3 separate regions of the Mus musculus genome follow, and regions 1 and 2 are each linked to region 3. Evidence: chromatin loops called from intact Hi-C (ENCODE). Cell type or tissue: heart. All regions are shown on one strand.

The links. A loop is a pair of places that touch in the nucleus more often than their neighbours do. Peaks named below come from ENCODE experiments on the same cell type or tissue, not always from the same donor. Only the 100,000 strongest peaks of a DNase experiment are listed, where the experiment ranks them.
Region 1: a loop joins it to region 3, with 2.2 times the contacts of the local background. A loop is called at or near these places in 2 of 42 quality-filtered maps.
Region 2: a loop joins it to region 3, with 2.1 times the contacts of the local background. A loop is called at or near these places in 6 of 42 quality-filtered maps.

What each region holds. Positions count from the first base shown.
Region 1 is chr5:25,434,878-25,437,377 of GRCm38, reverse strand. All of the region lies in intron 2 of Kmt2c (lysine (K)-specific methyltransferase 2C), which reads left to right. Among named protein-coding and RNA genes, the nearest start is that of Kmt2c, 63 kb to the left of the region's middle. In heart, a CTCF peak has its summit at 1,093 (motif pointing left); a DNase peak (open chromatin) is centred at 1,107.
Region 2 is chr5:25,525,250-25,527,749 of GRCm38, reverse strand. No RefSeq gene overlaps it. Among named protein-coding and RNA genes, the nearest start is that of 1700096K18Rik, 3.5 kb to the left of the region's middle. In heart, a CTCF peak has its summit at 1,309; DNase peaks (open chromatin) are centred at 599 and 1,449; H3K27ac peaks cover 608 bases.
Region 3 is chr5:25,704,422-25,706,921 of GRCm38, reverse strand. It overlaps Xrcc2 (X-ray repair complementing defective repair in Chinese hamster cells 2), which reads left to right and starts at 1,125. Exons shown (of 3, transcript NM_020570.2): 1 at 1,125-1,244. The coding sequence starts at 1,206. In heart, a CTCF peak has its summit at 1,273; a DNase peak (open chromatin) is centred at 1,101; H3K4me3 peaks cover 1,888 bases; H3K27ac peaks cover 1,428 bases.

The sequences.
Region 1 (2,500 bases), 270 kb after region 3:
GGGGTGATTTTTGAAGCGCTTCTGCACTTTTAATAGTTACAAAGTTTTGGGTTTTATGGAATGATATGACCCAACTGTACATGTTTAGAATTAGGGGCCTGCTTTATTTCTTCTGCATTGCATGCTCACTTTGTGGAGCATCTTCCTTTCCTTTCCTTTCCTTTCCTTTCCTTTCCTTTCCTTTCCTTTCCTTTCCTTTCCTTTCCTTTCCTTTCCTTTCCTTTTTTTTAAAAAGTTTGTGTGTGAGGAGATACTGTTTATAGCTCAGTTTGGTCTAGAACTTACAGTATTAGTTCCATCCCTCTCAAGTTCTGAATTACACCCTACCTACGAGTTGTATATTTTAAAGTCAGGTATTATAGTTCTTCTAGGTCATGTGTCCCTATCCCTCTATACCCCTATCTGCTTTTCCACAGTTTCAGGATTGTTTTACCTTCTGAAGGCATTCATTTATTGAGTCAGGGCCTCATATATAGCCCCGTGTGGCCTGGAGCTCCCTATGGGTACCAGACTAGGGGCAAATTCATAGAGATATACCTGACTCTACTTTGGTTTGAAGCATGCACCACCATGCCTGGTCTTTCCTTATATATTTTGTTATTAACTTTTCTTGTTCCTTGAAGAAAATTGTTCATATTTTGATAGAAAATTGCATTCAATTGATGTGTTGATCAATTTGAGCTATGTTGTTTTTTTAAAAAGTATAATAGATTTTTTTCATGCAATATATTATGTTTTCCCTTCCCCCTGCTTCTATCAGTTCCTTCCCATCTCCCCTCTCATACCTAATCTTCAAGCTTTCTATCTCTCAGAATTACAAACAAGCCTCTAAAGAATAGCAATAAAATAAAACAAAGCAAACAAATCGGAATAGAACAAAACAGCCAAACAAGAAAAAGCCTAAGAAAGAGCAAAAGAAATGCACATAGATGGAGAGTGCAGACACTACACACTTGCTCATAGAAGCTGTAATATATACACAAAGTACTTGTAATTTTTTTTTTTTTTTTTTTTTTTTTTTTTTTTTTTTTGATATAGGGTTTCACTATGTAGCTCTCTCTGGCCTGGAAATAACAGAGATTTGCGTGCCTCTGCCACCTAGTGGTGGAATTAAAGGCAAACTAAGGTCCTGTAATTTTTTTTTTAAAGCCCTGACGTGTGTGTGTGTGTGTGTGTGTGTGTGTGTGTGTGTGTGTGTGTAAGAAGCGTCTACTGTATTAAGTTTCATACAATTTCTCAAATGGCTTTTGGCTTTATCTGTCCCTCCTTCCCTTCCTTTACTTCTTTTTATTTGATCATCCTGTTCCAATCTCTTCCCTACCCATCCATAAATATGTATTCAATTTCCCTTTCCTGCAGAGTATCCCCCCCCCCTCCCGGCTATACAGATTGAAGCTTGCTTATATCAGTGATTTAACGGCTAGCATCGACATATAAGTGACTATTTGTCTTTTTAGGTATGAGTAATTTCACTCAAGATGATTATTTTCTCTTGTCAACTTACCTGTGAATTATATATATATATATTTTTTATTAGGTATTTTCCTCAATTACATTTCCAATGCTATCCCAAAAGTCCCCCATCCCCCCCCCCCCCCATTCCCACTTTTTGGCCCTGGCATTCCCCTGTACTGGGGCATATAAAGTTTGCAAGTCTAATGGGCCTCTCTTTCCAGTGATGGACGACTAGGCCATTTTTTTGATACATATGCAGCTAGAGACATGAGCTCTGGGGGTACTGGTTAGTTCATAATGTTGTTCCACCTATAGGGATGCAGATCCATCTAGCTCCTCCATTGGGGGCCCTGTGATCCATCCAGTAGCTGACTGTGAGCATCCACTTCTGTGTTTGCTAGGCCCCGGCATAGTCTCACAAGAGACAGCTCTATCTGGGTCCTTTCAGCAAAATCTTGCTAGTGTATGCAATGGTGTCAGCGTTTGGAAGCTGATTATGGGATGGATCCTCGGATATGGCACTCTCTAGATGGTCCATCCTTTCCTCTCAGCTCCAAACTTTGTCTCTGTAACTCCTTCCATGGGTGTTTTGTTCCCAATTCTAAGAAGGGGCAAAGTGTCCACACTTTGTTCTTTTCTTGAGTTTCATGTGTTTAGCAAATTGTATCTTATATCTTGGGTATCCTAAGTTTCTGGGCTAATATCCACTTATCAGTGAGTACATATTGTGTGAGTTACTTTGTGATTGGGTTACTCAGGGTGATGCCCTCCAGGTCCATCCATTTGCCTAGGAATTTCATAAATTCATTCTTTTTAATAGCTGAGTAGTACTCCATTGTGTACATGTACCACATTTTCTGTATCCATTCCTCTGTTGAGGGGCATCTGGGTTCTTTTCAGCTTCTGTCTATTATTAATAAGGCTGCTATGAACATAGTGGAACATGTGTCCTTGTTACCCATTGGAACATCTTCTGGATATATGCCCAGGAGAGGTATTGTGGGATTCTCAGGTAGTACTATGTCCAATTTTCTGAGGAACCACC
Region 2 (2,500 bases), 180 kb after region 3:
CAACTTTGCACTTGAGGCTTCGGGGCTTGTGTGTGGAGCTGCATCTCTTCTGACTTCTCAGGCCAGCCTTCAGTGTCAGCTGATCTGAAATGGGTCCTTTCCCTGCCCCCAACCAGGTACTTTCTGTCCTCTCCCAGTTACTTCCTTCAAAGCATGCTGCACCATCTGAAGCCTTCTTGTTTACTTAAAATGGCTGGTTCCCCTTCTCCCTCCAAGCTGGGCTCTTTCTATTTGCTAGGGCAGGTTTAGCAAATGCTTAGTGGATAAACAAATGCTTCCATGAGATGGGATCCAGTCAACAGGCAACCCAGTCTTCCTATTGGCTGGACCCCATGGTGTAGACACACCTGTGAACAAGAATTGGGAGAGGAGCTACTCTTGTAAACAGTTTATGATTCTTTCATTTTCTTACTTTATTTCCTGTTATTTCTTGATGAGCAGAGTAAGAACTAAGGCATGTGGACTCAAGGACAGCCTTTTGCCCACTTTGTTTCAGGTTGTGTACAGACTGCAGAGTCTGACTGGGCCCCGGGCTCGGGCCGGGCCCTGGCGGTGGCCCCAGGTGGGCAGATCCTTGGCAGGCAGCCCCCCTTTCCCCAGGGCAGCTCCAGGCTCTGCTGGATGCTGGTTCCAGTGGGGGAGGGGATCCCAGCTGCTGCCCTGGAGGTGGTTATAAGTGTCATCCCACAGGGCAGGAACACAGTAAAAAGAGGTTCTTCTCTCCTCCCCCACTCCAGCACTCTCTCAGTGGCTGGACCTGTCTGGTGTTTCTATGACACAGGCTTTGGCTAGGACAGTTTTAGAGCAGCTGCCCTGGAGTTTAAATGTAGCACCAACCTGCGTGCCCCAAACATACAGGATGAGCTTGGTGACTGCTGGTTAACGTTGGGTCTCTGTGATGCCAGTCTTGGTCTGTCTGTCAGTTTTAAGGGTAAAGACATGCCCTTGTATTTGTGCACAACTACCCAGTCCCAAACTGAGGTGTGGAGGCTTGTAGAAGCAGGCTGGTCAGTCATGAGGTCAAGGCTAGCCTCAGTAGCCATGTGAATTTGAGGCCAGCCTGGCCTACACGAGACCCTGTTTATAAAAACAAACATGTCAAACCAAACCATCTCAAAAAAGAATCCTGTGGGTATGGGGAGGTGGGGAGAGGGTTAGGGTGTGTGTGGGAGAAGGGGAACATGTGATCAGAATATATTGTATGAAAACAATCTAACTTTCAATAAAAGTGGAAATTCTAAATAAAATTTCTGTGGACATCCCTTTAGCTAACATTTTCCATCCAAGTCTGCTGTCATCTGGTTGCTCCCAGCTAGGGGCTGACCTAGGATCTCCTGTGAGCTCAGCAAGCACTGAGTCCAGCTCTGGCTCAAAGGTGCTCAGCTTCCTGCATTCTGAGCCAGAGTTCCCTGGCCCTGGGGAATGGGAAGTGTTGAGCAGATCACGCCCTGGGGCAGGGTAGAAACAGGGTGGGACCGGTATGTGCTGTGTGCAGGATAGTCACGTGGTCTCCCCAGGGCAGAGAGCCTACTGTGGGATCGGGATAGGTTTTGAGCCCTGCAATGTTCCTGTCCTGGAGGGCTACTAGGATAATGGAATGTATAACTAACGGTTTAGGAGAATTAGCCTGCCATCAACGGGATCATCTCAGGTTCTTAAAGGACACTCACTGCTAGCATTGCCATTCCAGATAAATCAGATTGAAGGATGGACACAGCTTAGACCTGGAAGGGTTTGCGGGGTCACATTGCACAGGTATTCCTCCTCCTGCAGGCTTGGGAACTGCCAGCCACCCCCAACCACATATAAGTCTCAGTTTCTTCCTCTATCAAGTGGGGCTAATAATACTGGACTTGACTATGTTCAGCGTTGGTGTGAGAATTGGAGGAGATTATGTTTCTGCCCAGACTTGGGAAAAGAACTCACTTGTGGTATCCTGAGGAGGGGAGGGTCAAGTGCATTCAGTGGGTAAGCTTGCCCTGATGCTAACAAAGTACCTGCATTGGCCTCTGCAGGCAACCACCATCTAGACCTGCGGCGAGGGTGGTGATGGATGCCTGCTGCTCAAGTGTAGCCCTGGGTGTCCCCAAGAGAGTGGGTTTGAAGGAAGGCTCTTAGGACCAGAGTTGGTTTAATAGCTACACACCAGGGCTGTCTCTCTCTGAGCCCCTGGTTTAAAAGGACATGTTAAGCTCAGGAAGAGGCAACCTGTTACAGGGTATTTTGTGATTTGTCTTCCTGTGGATGGCTTAGTCTCCTAAAAAGAGTTACCAAGAAAAAGGAAATTGTAACATTAGAGATGGTGGATGGAGCTGTGGTGGAGAAAGCTGAAGAAGCTGGAGGAGGCAGGAAACTTGGGTGTATCCCGTTTCAACCCCTCTGCCACTTGGATGGCCAAGGGACATCACATGCAGGAAAAAACACTCATACACATAAAATAATTCCTTTTTCTTTTTTTGGTTTTTCAAGTCAGCTTCTCTGTGCAGCCCTGACTCTCCTG
Region 3 (2,500 bases):
GAGGATGGCCTAGTCGGCCATCAATGGAAGGAGAGACCCTGGTCTTGCAAAGATCATATGCCCCAGTACAGGGGAATGCCAGGGCCAGACAATGGGAGTGGGTGAGTTGGGAAGCAGGGCGAGGGGAGGGTATAGGGGACTTTGGGGATAGCATTTGAAATGTAAATAAAGAAAATATCTAAGAAAGAATGAAAGAAAGAAAGAAAGAAAGAAAGAAAAGAGAGAAAAGAGAGAAAAGAAAGGAGGAAAGAAAGAGAGAGAGAGAGAAAGAAAGAAAACAAACAAAAGGCAAACAACAAACCTAACCAAACCAAGAGCTTGAAAACTTCACAGGCTCAGTGTATTTCCACAGTTCTTTTCAATTCAATATACATTTTTCTCTTCCCACCCCAGTTATCTATAAATACCACAGCCAGTCATAGGCTTTTGCCTCAAGAAAGGACAAGAAGAGCGAGCTTGCTCAGTAACGGTGTTACTTCTCCTGTTAATCTGGTTATGCTGTTCTGCCCAGAGTAGTCTCCTGGGCTCGAACTATTATCTGGCTTCAGCCTCAGGAGTTGTTGGGACCACTGACACACCAAAAGCCCAAATCAGTAAACTTTTGTCCTAGTACCTTTGAGACACAATCTCATACTACAGCCCAAACTATAGCCTGATCCGACTCTTGGTGATTCTCTGCCTCAGCCTCCCGAGTGCTAGGATCACAGGCATACACAACCGTGGCAGGAAGATGTACTTTAAGTTTCTTTAGAACAAGTAAGCACGGGCAGTGGTGGTGATCGCCTTTAATCCCAGCACTCAGGAGGTAGAGGCAGGCAGACTTCTGTGAGTTCGAGGCCAGCCTGGTCTACATAGTGAATTCCAGGACAGCCACGACTACATAGGAAGTTCGTCTCTAAAAAACAAAAACAAAAAACTAAATAAGATTTAGAAATCACGTACATGTTAATTTTGCCTGATAAAGACCCGTCGAGATGAGTAACTGAAGATAACATAAGGACCATAAGGACTAAAGGAAACGCAGGAGACTGGCGTCACCAAGAGGGCGCCGCAGCTTTACTGCGCATGCCCTCGGCTTCTCTGGCTCCGAGCCCGCACAGTGCGCACGCGCACACAGGGTCATTGCTTTGACTGGCTGCGTCTTTCGCGCTTTTGCTAAATGGCGTTGCTGGCGGGTAGGTTGAACCCGCGGAGCTGGCCGGGCGATGTGTAGCGACTTTCGCAGAGCGGAATCCGGGACAGAGGTGAGAGCCGCGGGGCGACGGGAGGGCCGCGCACTACAGGGGGAGGTCGCCGAGCGGCGCCCAGGGCCACCGTGGGGCGGCGCGACAGCCGCCAGTGAACCGGTCAGGGATGGCGAGCCGTGCAGCAGGAGCTGGGGAAGGGAGGACCACCAGTTGAGGCATCAGTAGACGTTTTCTAAATTTAGGTAGCTTGCTTCACCTCTAACTAACCTGTTTGTGGCATCCGGCCTTCTGTATCCCAGAATACCCCTGTCGTCTATCTCTCCAGAGCCACGCAAGCCATTTCACTCAGGAACCGTTAAACGTTAACGTGTGTTACTTGTTCGAGTACTGTCAGCCAAGAGTTGGGAATAAGAAGCAACAACAACAAAATTAATCAACAGGCATGGTGGTACACGCCTTTAATCCTAGCACTAAAGAGGCGGAGGCAGGCAGATCTCTATGAGTTTGAAGTTAGCCTTTATATAGGTAGGTCCAGGCCAGTCAGGGCTCTATAGTGAGACCCTCTCTCACAAAACAAAATGTAATAATCGAAGCTTCTGTAAAATATACAGCATATGGTAAAAGCATGCCTCTCCAAAAGAGGGTAAGACAAATTGTAGGAGGAGCTAACTTAAATGTATTCAGAGGGGATCCAGGTAGCTCACGCTGGCCTTGAGCTTGCCGTGCAGCTGAGTATAACCTTGTCCTAGTTATTTATTTGTAGAAATTATGTAAATGAATGTGTGTCTGTGGGTTGGTATGTACCCATGTGTGTAGATGAATTTGGAGGCCAGAGGAAAAGGTGTCAGATGATCAGGAGCCGGGGTTATTAGCAATTGAGTTATCTGAGCCAAACTCATGTTCTCTGTAAGAGCAAAACCCATTCTTAACTGAAATCCATCTCTCTGGCCCCTAACCTTCGACTTCTGACCGTCCTGCCTCCGGAATGCTAGGATTACAAGTGTGTGCTACAGTGCCCTGTTATCCACTGCCAAGGATGGAATCCAGGCTTTCATGATTCCTAGGCATGGGATCTGCCACCAGAGCTACCGTTCCCAGCCCCTGAACTGGCACTGTAAGGACTGTTCAGTGGTTTGCTGCTGAGGAGGGAGCAGCTCAGGTATGGTCTGAACTTAGCAAGGGCAGCAGTTCCAACCTGTGGGTCACTGCCCCTTTCGCAGTCCTCTATCTCAAAAAATATTTACATTACAATTCATAACAGTAATAAAATGACAGTTAGGAAGTAGCTTCAAAAATAATTGTATGGTTGGGAG